2 separate regions of the Mus musculus genome follow, and region 1 is linked to region 2. A link is a contact called in ENCODE Hi-C data. All regions are on one chromosome and are shown on one strand. Each heading gives the region's core, a stretch centred on a gene start or an enhancer-like site at or near the end of the contact. The rest is flanking DNA. Distances are from core to core; before and after follow the strand shown. Region 1 holds the start of Wrap73 (WD repeat containing, antisense to Trp73). Region 2 holds the start of Per3 (period circadian clock 3).

Region 1 (5,604 bases), core at 1,040-3,539, 3.1 Mb after region 2:
TGGGCCCCGCTCCTCCCGCCTCCTTCCCGCCGCCGCTTGGCGCGCGTCGCCCAGCTAGCCCCAGCGGGGTCTCCTCCTCCGCGGGGCCCGCAAGCTGGTAGCCGGAGTCTTGGTCGAAGCGGGACCGGACCGCGACCTTTGGCGGGGCTCAGGGCGCCAGGAAGGGTGCGCAGGCGCCGAGGGGGTGGACACAGGGCGCCCGACGCCCTGTACTCCCTCTGACTCTCTCCTCCGCCTTCTCCCCAGATGCCCATCTACCCCGATCCCCCTCGCTGCCCTTACTGTCCTAAGCCTGCAACCCAGGGGCTCAGGAGTGCCCTCAGCGGGGTGGCTGCGCCTCTTCCAGGGCTCGCCCCGGCCTGAGAAAACCGAGAGGACCGACTGAAACTGAACATTGAAAGCCCCGGAGGAGAACCGTTGTCGTTCGGCCAGCACCAGCGGGGTTCCGTCTCTGAGAACGGCTCGAAGCCCCCCTCGATTTGCCTGGCAGAGACCACAGCCCGCCTGGAAAGAGGGTCGAGCGCAGACCCTCTGGGTTGGACTCTTCAAAGTCCAGCCAGAAGTTGCGCCTCCTGATACCTACACACCCCGGGGGCCACGGCCTGCAGTCCGGGTTTCCTAGCCCAGGGTATCAGAGTCTTTCCTTGGATTGGTGTGCTAGGCGATGCCCAACGGATGCCCACAAACTGTGCACATAGAGCGGCTCGGAGTTAGTCAGGGGACTCTTCTCTGGCTCAAGAAGTCTTCTTCACCACCCGCCATCTCCCCTCTGGGCAAGTGAGCGGTCTCCGGTGCCCTCATCTACCACGCAGACCCGTAGTCTGGCGCACAGAAGGAGTTGGGTCCTTGTGGGACCCCTTAGTGGCACTGCAGAGTGGTCCTTGCCCAAGGTGTTCCCACATGCCCTGGAAGTCGCTTTAGTGCAGCTAGTGGCGTTGCAAGGGAGGTGGGTTGGAGCAGACCGAATCTCTCTCGAACTCGAAAGCCTGACCTGGTGTTAGGCCAATAGCTACGAGGAGTAATTATTTGCGAGCTGCAGATTAGAGACAAAGATGAATACCAAGCAAGAGTTTGGGACTGGTTGGGAACAGAAAATGCCAGGACGCTGGCCGCGCACTCTGCAGATCCTCTCCGAATGGTGCAAGCACCGCCATTCATTCATTCATTCATTCATTCATTCATTCATTCGTGGAAATTAGATGCAGCGGTGCGGAAGAGACTGGGAGCTATGAGCTGGACCGAGCAATACTAGATTCCGGTCTTTCAGAATTCGGAACTTAGCTCCAAAGGCAGTGGCTGAGCCTTAAGTGATCCTCTGAAGCTTTGGGTGCAGACAGGAACATCCAACCTCCCGAATGACACCGGAATGGGGAGCCTTGTGGGGCACAGGACGCGGGGTGCTGCGCGAGGGAGGGAGCAGAGCGCTTTGGGGAGCGATCCTGGTCTGAAGTCCAGTTGGTGCTGTATTCTACGTGCCCACCGAGGCTGCCGTCCCGGGTACCGAGCCACACCTCTGAATCAAGTCCACACTCTAACTAGAACCTCCAAAAAGGTGAGGCGACCCACGAGATCCACATGCCTTCGAATTCGTTCCGCCACAGACCTGAGAAGCACTTGAACGTCACGAGGTCACGCTGCAGGTGGTCGCTCTCAGGAAAACCTCAAAGCAAACCTATATTTATACTTATACGTGGAAAATACTTTGCTTTGTTCTGTTTGAGAAAGGGTCTCACGCAGCCCTGCATAGCCTCCAACTCTATAGGTAGCGAAGGATGCCCTGAACATCTGCGTCTCTGGTTTCAGGTGTAGGATTTTTTTTTTTTTTTTAATGCAAACCATCGTGCGGGGTTTATGCGATGCTGCGGACCAAAACCTGGGTTTCATATATGCTAAGCAATCATTTTGCCAATAGAACCGCACTCTCAGCTCCTGTAACAAAAAATTTGTTATCTACTAAAGAGGTGTATCGAAATACGACTATATACTTACACATAAATACGCATTTACATGTAAATAAATGTATGTTCACAAGTACAGAGGTCTAGTTACAACCTGAATTTCAGATAAGGGAGTCTTTTAGTCTAAGTATGCCCCGGGTAACTTTTGGGAACATATTTATTTTGTGATTTATCTGAAGTCAGAATTCAGCCTTCCGTTTCGGGATTTGCAGGGAGATCCGCTATAGCGCAAAGGCGCTCAGCCCCTTTAAGACTCAAACTCGGACTTCCCGCCCCACAATGCCGCGCGGCCGCTTGAGGCTCCCATTGGCTGCTGCTCGCTTCCGCCCCTGTACTTCCGGCCGCTGCCTGGGGCGGTTGCGGGAGGTACTTCGGAGCCGGGCTGGCCCGGGCTGGCCGTGGCCATGAACTTCTCGGAGTCATTCAAGCTCTCGGGCCTGCTCTGCAGGTTCTCCCCGGACGGCAAGTACCTGGTGAGCTGCGGCGCGCTGGGCGGAACCTAAGTGTGGGCGCGCGACTTGTGCACGGGGCCGGGGCGGGCCGAAGGGGGGCGGGAAGGGGGCCCGAGCCGGGCGGCCGCGGGGACTCAGGCTGGACTTAGGGGGCGGGGTGGGAGGTGGGAGAGGGAGGCAGGCAGAGGGGTTTCAGCCCAGATGAGGGAGAACCAGATGATTAGAGAGAACGAACCTGAAGCCGAAGAGGGATCCAGGCCAGCCAGGCTGGGGGATCCTGGCAGGTGACCAGGGTGGAGAAAGAGGACGTGGAGCAGAGTGGGGATGGAGTTGGGGTTGCTATTCTGGCAGGTGGTCAGGGTTAGGAAGGAGGTCTTGGAGCAGGTGGCCAGGGCTGGGTGGGTGCCAGGCTCCCGGCTCCAGTTTCCCTTCATCAAAGTTGGATAAGATGACTCTGCTTTCACACATTTGAGGGCACAGGGGATGGCAGCTCATTGCTATTTTGTATGTTTTCTGTGAGCGAGCTGGTTAAACGGGGCCCTCCTTTGTGAAACTCGTCATAAGCAAATGGTTTAAATAACTAGCTTTCATTGCCAGGGTTGGATGTTAGCTGTCTATTCTTTGGGTGGCAGAATAGTGTTCAGATGGGTGTTTCAAGGTACGCCAACATGACCATTGTGCATTTGTAGAAGGCTGACGTTAGGAAGCCATCAGGGAAAACTCAAGTCTTATTTTAAAAAACTGTGGTTCCGTGCCAGTCGGGTAGCTTGGCTAGTAACGGTACCTGCCACCAAACCTGATGACCTGAGTCCCAGCTCTAGGACCCACTTAATGGAAGGAGAGAACTGTCTCCTGCATGTTGTCCTCTGGCCTCCACATAAGCCGTAACTAGTGCCTGACCCTTCTCACATACAAATGCAATCCTAATTTTTAACAAGTTTTCTTTGATTAATCTATCATTCTCTTTTTAACTGACTGATACCATTGATTGATTGATTGACTGATTGACAGGGTTTCTCTGTAGCTCTGACCAGGTTGGCCTTGAACTCAAAGATCTGCCCCTTGTCTCCTGAGTGCTGGGATTAACGGAGCATGCCACCATGCCTGGCTGTCTTGATTCTCAGTTCACACCCCTGCTGTGTTTGTCCAGGCTTTTGAGACATCCTTTACCCTCCTTATACACATCATCCTAACAATGTAGGAAGTGTCAGGGTAGGACCTGCTTAGCAGGGAAAGGTACTGCCATGCAAGCCCGAGGACTTGAGCTCCGGCTCGGGAACCCACGTAAAGGTGGGAGGAGACCATCAGCCTCGCACACATTGATACATTTTACCTTTTTCCAAGTGCCTCCAGAGACTAAGGTTGCTTTACGGTTCTGAAAGTCTCAGTGAACAGCAAAGAAGTTGCATTTGGGTTAGCTGATATTTGTGCTTGCCGCTCATCAAAATATCGTGGAGCTCTTAATAATTGTTTCTTTCAAGTTTTGTCCTAAATCCTGAGCAGAGCGAGTCCATGTTTCCAGTGTTGGTGTCTTAAGTGATTCCTAAGGAATCCATTGTAACAGGTTACTGCTCACCAAACTCTAATGTGAGAACACAAGCCCTTTGATAGGTCCTCCTTCTGATCTGCACTTGCCCTCTTGCTCTCTTTCCACAGAAGACAAATGTGGCTTCATTAAAAAAAAAAGAGTCTGTGTGTGTGTGTGTGTGTGTGTGAGTGAGAGAGAGAGAGAGACAGAGACAGAGACAGAGAGACAGAGATAGAAACAGAGAGATGCTACAACACACGTGTAGAGGGCAGAGGACAACCCCCAGTGTTATTCCTTACCTTCCACCTTGTTTGAGACAAGGTCTCTTGCTCTTCACTGCATAAAGCAGGCTAGCTGGCCCACATGTACCTGCCTCAGCCTCCCCTCTGCCTCCCCTCTGCCTCCTCATAGAAACTAGGATTTTAAACAGTTTTTAGGATTAACACAGTTTTATGTGGCTTCTGTGCATCCAAACCTGTTTCTGAGGCAAGTGCAAGTTTTTGGCTTTTAGACAATGGCATAATATGCAAAGCTGGCCTCAGACTCAGAAAGTAGTTGAGCACCTCCCTAGTACAGTGATTACAAGTGTGCACCATCACTCCCAAGTAGTAAAAAAATACACACACACACACACACACACACACACACACAGGCTTTTTGAGACAGTTTCTCTGTGTAGCCCCAGCTGTCCTGGAACTCACTCAGTAGAGGGAGGCTGGCCTCAAACTCAGGGATCTGCCCACCTCTGACTTCTGAGTGCTGGGATTAAAGGAGTGCACCACCCCCATCTTTAAATTTACTTGTACAGATGGCTCAGCGGGTAAGAGCACTGACTGCTCACCCAAAGGTCCTGAGTTCAAATCCCCGCAACCACTTGGTGGCTCACAACCACCCGTAATGAGATCTGATGCCCTCTTCTGGTGCATCTGAAGACAGCTACAGTGTACTTACTATATAATAATAAATAAATCTTTAAAAAAATTTACTTGTACAAATTTGTGGGTTAGAGTATGATAATTTGGTTAATATATACTGTGTGGAACTTTTAAACTTTTGAATGCTCCACCTTTTATCTTTTTCTAACTCATTTTGCAATGAGACCCATAAGTTTTGGTCCACATGAAGCTAAGTGTGTCGAACAGGAGGGGAGGAGCTGGCCATTGAGGCAAGGCTCCCTGCTGTAGAAGAGATGCTATCCCGTGCTGTCTGCCTCACTTTTTAGGCTTCCTGTGTCCAGTACCGATTAGTGATCCGGGATGTGACGACCCTTCAGATCCTTCAGTTGTACACATGCCTGGACCAGATCCAGCACATAGAGTGGTCTGCAGACTCCCTCTTCATCCTGTGTGCCATGTACAGGCGGGGGCTTGTGCAGGTTTGTACCACCATGTATTAGTAGAGTGTATAGATGGGTGCTACATGTCTGTGGGCCTTGAACAGGCATGTGCCACTTACATATATGATGTGTGTAGGCAGGCACATGCCACATATACATAAGACTCACATAAGTGTGTCTCATGTGTAACTAACTGGTCTGGCGCTGTTTCTGTAGCAGAGTTAGAATTAGGAAACGTTTCCAGGAGTGTGACTAGGAAGGAGTCCAGGTGTTTGCACCCTTCTTTCAGGTTTAGGGGGAAATGCAATGAGACTCAAGGTTGCCTTCTTT
Region 2 (5,144 bases), core at 411-2,910:
TGCCTGCTCTGGGTTACAAGGAGCAAGATTCACTAGAAGTTCTAAAGCTAGTTAATAAAATCAAAGTCCAGATACACACATATATTTTTTTAATGGAGGAAACACTAGAATTCACAAACTATTGATCACAGACTGAGCAAAGCGGTTTCTGCTGGGGGAAGGAAAAACATTTGTTCTTTGATTTAGTCTATTTTGTATATACTACAACTGCATTTCCAAAGTGTGTGCATGACAGAAAAAAACAACCCAGACATGTATTTGCTCGTGTAATCTCCATGGAAGGCAATGCTCCTTGAAAAAGTCCTCTGAGTTTTACTTAAACTGCTCAACTCTTTACTCTTGCAACAGATAGGCACAATATTGCACAGTTACTAAACTGTCAGACAAATAACGTTCTGCTGGCTTTTCAAACTTGGAAAGCCTAAAGCACCACTTACATCAGCTTTAGACTTGCTTGTCTTGGCTACAAATAAAGCCCAAGCCTCTGGAGGCTGGAGTTCCACTGCACATGAGGACTGAGCCCAGCGCCACCCTATTCGCTGCAATGCATTTACCTTGCACACTGTGTACACAGCGCAGGGCATAGTTAAGAGCATCTAGGGTACTGGGCTTAGTGTGCCTCTCGGCTGGGAAATACTTTTTCATTTCTTGGACAACCATTATAAGCTCTTCAGACATTCTGTTTCGGTCTTCGTGTTCACTGAATAGGAAAAAAACAAACAAGAAACCGTAATGGTGGACACTCAAGGAATATCTGATTTTTAGGGATGTCTGGCCACCTCAACTAGCCCAGGTCACAGGTTTAATGCCCTTTCTCTTCCAGGTAGGGGACATTCTACACTTTCATTCTCCCTTCAGTCCCAACTCCGTCAAATTCTTTAACCACTTTCCTCTTTCTTTCCGTACTCTGGTAATTTAGTTTAGTAACATTCCCCCTCCCATCAATCCTCACCGAACTATTTGGAAGTTCCCTTTCAGGTCGCCTCCCCCCCCTACCGCGTCCCCGGGATCAAAAATACAATAAAAAGTTGTAAATCCTGCTTTCCCTGCTCCAGGGAAGGACAATAAACACAGAGGGTGGTGGGGAGACTTCCTAGCGTCACCTGTGGCTGCTGTCCACGCAAGTGCCCTGCAGAGGACCCTCCTGGCCAGACGCCCCCTGGAGCCCCGGTCCCCTAGTCTGGGGACAGTCGCCACCAGGTACTGCCGGGTCTCCACAGGGATCCATCCCGCCTGGCAGCCCTCAGCCTGCTTCTCTCAGTTTGCAGCTAGCAACCAAACCCGGCTTGTTTTGGTCCCTGCCATCGCCTTCGGGAAAGACTGGTCGCCGACCACGCTCATCTGAGGGGCACTTTTCTCCTCAGCATTTCCACAGACTCTGCTGGGGTGACGAGCTACAGCGACAGCTCGATGGCGGAAGCTGGCTGGACGGACCACCAGCGGGGCTCTCAGGGAGCGCGGTCAGCCTGCAACAACTTTTCCACCGTCCTTGCTGGGAAGCCGGCGAGCATCGAGAAACACCTCAGAGAGCAACGTCCGGCGTGACCGGGCAGAAGGCAGGGGCAGCAGCGCCCGGCCGTGCGGGCTCGCAGGCGTCCCGCCAGCCGAGCAACTCGCCGCCGCCCCGCAGAGCCTCGCCCACCCGCGGGCAGTCCAGTCTCGAGGCCGTCCGCGTGCCCAGTGGCCGCCGGCCCCGCCCCCTGCGCGCCAGGGATCCGGTCCCGCCCCTTCGCCGCGCGATTGGTCGCTGTTACCGGCAACACGAGCTCCCATTGGTCAGAGGGCGGGGTGCAGGTCGTGCACGGCGGGGGTTACATAACCGCGGGCGGGTGGGCGGGTGCAAAGGCCCCCGAGTACCTTACATAACGCGCGGGTCGGGCGAGGGCGGCTCTCGGCCAATCCTGGCCAAGTGGAGTGGCCTGGAAGACAACAGGGCCGGGCCGCGCAAGTCTACTGCCGGGCTTCCCGGAGGCGTGGCCTTGGGGCTGTCAGTCACGGGAGGGCGGGGTCCGCGCAGCCAACAGGTAAGTGGACCCGGTGGCGCTTGTGAGTCCGCAGGCCTCTGGGGCTCCCCGGTATCCCAGGAATGCAGTGCTTTGGGGTTCCCATTGTTTTCATCTTTCCAAAACTTGCTGCTTTCTCCCACCCGCCAATATAGGTGAGTGAACCCAGGTAGAATCCAACCGTATTTTCAGAAATACAAGTTTAATGGTACAAGGTAAGGTCCTTGGCTGCCCTCGAGTTACAGGTTCATTTGGCAACAGGAGTTAGATAGTATTGTAAGCGACGCTCTGTTTTCGAGGAAACAGCCAGGATGCTCCTTTTACATAACTGTCTCTACCCTTCAGAAACGAAAGGTACAGGGCAGAGCTCCAGCCTTCTGCTGCCTGGGTACATCAAGAACACACTCGGTAGTGGGTGGAGAGATGGCACAGCACTTGAGAGTTAAGCACCTACTGCTCTTCCTTTGGATGGTTCCCAGGCATCTTCTATCAGTGTCTCACAAAGTGCCTGTAATTCCAGTTATAGGAGATCCAATGCCCTCATCCATCAAGACACCTGCACAGTGAGCATACGCTATCCAGACATACACCACATAAATAATAAGATCTTTAAAAAAATACACTAAGTATTTGTTGGATGAATGAAAGTGTTCAGGCCAAAGGAGAAGGGGAAAATGCCAGAGAGCAAGTATCCACATTTCATATTGGGCAAATGACCGATTTTTAAAAAAAGTCTTTCTCCACACTGGATTACTCTACTCCTGAGTTCTTCAAGAAACATTCATTGTACGACCATTGGGTGCACATGTGGGCAGGGATTATTGTACTGAGGACAGAACCAAATTCTCTCATACTCAACATACAACACATGGATGATGCCTCAAAGTCAAGAAAGCCTAAGATGCTGGTAGGACATAAACTGGTAGGAATGGGAAGGACAGAGGAAGGAGGCAAGAGCCCCAGGGAACAGGCTGGAGGGTAAGGGAGGGCCGCTGAGAAGGGGAACTGAATCTGAGTGATCCTTTGGGGTGGGGGAAATGGGTGGGCTAACAGAACTGAAAAGCACTGTCCCTTTCAGGCCATCCTTGTGAAGTACAGGTTAGTCATTAAGAACCTGAAGCGAGGGCTAGAAAGACGGCTCAGTGCTTAAGAGCACTGACTGCTCTTCTGAAGGTCCCAAGTTCAAATCCCAGCAATCACATGGTGGCTCACAACAATCAATAATGAGATCTGATGCTCTTCTGGTGTGTCTGAAGACAGCTACAGTTACTTAGATATAATAATAATAAATAAATCTAAAAAAAAAAAAAGAACCTGAAGCAATGGGAGAAAGGAAGGGCCAGATTGTGATGGGGTTTGTGCTTAAGGAAAAGTATTTAGACTTTTATGTTGTAAACATAGACAAAATCCTACCCGGTCTATATTACATTGTTTGCAAGAGTGGGGGAATGAGGGGAAATATATTCAAAGGAAGGCAGATTAAAAAAAAAAAAAAGCCACACATTTGGGACATGCCTCCCCTAAGTTTACCTGTGTGGTTGGTAGCTGTGTGGTGTACCAGGGTCAACTCTACAAATCACTTCCAGAAGACACTATTTAAGAAACCCAATAGCCAAATCCTTACTGGTCTGGTAACTGCAAACCAGCTATGGACTCATCTCTGCTCTGAAAAGCACTTTTCATTAAGGTATATGATGGTTAATTCCAGTTGTCGACTCCATTGTATGTGGAATCAACTAAAAGGCAGCCTGCCAGGTATTCCTGATGGGTTTCCCTGCTCGGAGTATGTAAAGTGGGGAAGATAGGAGAAGGAAGCTCTGCTCTTTGCCTGCAAGCCTTCACTCACAGGCGAGTTAATCTACCCTGCTGTTGCTGCACTCTGATGTTATCAGAACTCAGTATGTTTTCATGGGCTTCCACATGGGCTTCCACATGGGCTTAACACCAGAGATTTTCCAGGAGTCCTCCAGGCCCACAGTACCAGATGGAAACTTCTGAGGAACTCAGCCTCATGGACTAAGCAGCTATCAGGTTCTCAGCATCTTCAGTGTGAGGTAGACCATACCACATAATAAAAATCTTTTAAAAATATATGTTCACCTTATTAGTTCTGTTGCTCTAGAGTCCCCTAACACAGGGTGAGATCTACATCTTCTCACAGGAATATGTGCTCCTAGGATAATGAATAAGAAAAAAACATAGTTTGTCAGGGAGGGAGGGGGAGCATCAAGGGTCAGAAGTTTAGGACATGCATCAGGTGTATTCCCAACTCCACTCCAAGAAACACGACACAGGATCATGTTAATAAACAACTTTATTCTGGTCACCATACCGGGAACATTCCCAGCTAAATGCACAGAGAAGCGAGGTATCACTGTGTTAATACAGGAGCCACTGAGTTACATGGGACAGAATATGAGGAGACAGCACCAAAGTTGTGAGGTCAGACCAGGACAGAAGCCCTAGGCTGATGCGGCAAGGCATATCTTCAACATCTGTATTGTTTCAGTAATGTTAGGGGAACAGATAAAAAACTAGAACCAGTTGGGCGTTGGTGGCACACGCCTTTAATCCCTGCACTTGGGAGGCAGAGGCAGGCGGATTTTTGAGTTCGAGCCAGCCTGGTCTACAAAGTGAGTTCCAGGACAGCAAGGGCTATACAGAGAAACCCTGTCTCAAAAAACAAAACAAAAACAAAAAACTAGAACCAGATTCTATGACATCTTGAGTAATGCTGCTTTACACACAAACACAGATTTCAGGACATTCTAGTGGCACTGCCATAGGCAAGCAGCTTTCCCTTCACCACTTCCTCAATTCCACCCATGCCTGAACTCCTGTCTTTGAACCAAGCCTTGATGAAAGTCTCATATAAACAATGAAACTGTCCCAGACAGCAATGGCTACATTCTAAGAGCACCAGGCATCTCTGGTTAGCTATCCTCTACGAGTGACCGGTGGCTTACCTCAAGCATAAGACAGAGATGAGTACAAGCAGTACACAGTCTTCTGGAACTCTGTGCAGACTGATGCCTTGGTGAGGCTGCACGGCTACTGCTCACATCGCACTAGAGACCACAGCCTAGCTCAGTCTACAAACTGCTGGCTAAGTATCTTGTCTACAGGTGTGATCTGAGCCCA

The links. A loop is a pair of places that touch in the nucleus more often than their neighbours do.
Region 1: a loop to region 2 is called in a map of T-helper 17 cell, with 5 times the contacts of the local background. The contact joins the promoter of Wrap73 here to the promoter of Per3 in region 2. A Hi-C loop is called at or near these places in 3 of 37 maps with a recorded cell type or tissue (T-helper 17 cell and v-Abl transformed pro-B cells).

Annotation. Positions count from the first base shown.
Region 1 is chr4:154,140,083-154,145,686 of GRCm38, forward strand. It overlaps Wrap73 (WD repeat containing, antisense to Trp73), which reads left to right and starts at 2,290. Exons shown (of 12, transcript NM_021499.2): 1 at 2,290-2,431; 2 at 5,161-5,313. The coding sequence starts at 2,363.
Region 2 is chr4:151,043,005-151,048,148 of GRCm38, forward strand. It overlaps Per3 (period circadian clock 3), which reads right to left and starts at 1,661. Exons shown (of 21, transcript NM_011067.3): 1 at 1,104-1,661; 2 at 555-700. The coding sequence starts at 1,228. Gm38529 reads left to right here and starts at 1,849. Exons shown (of 2, transcript XM_017320565.2): 1 at 1,849-2,024. Vamp3 (vesicle-associated membrane protein 3) reads right to left here. Exons shown (of 5, transcript NM_009498.4): 5 at 4,301-5,144.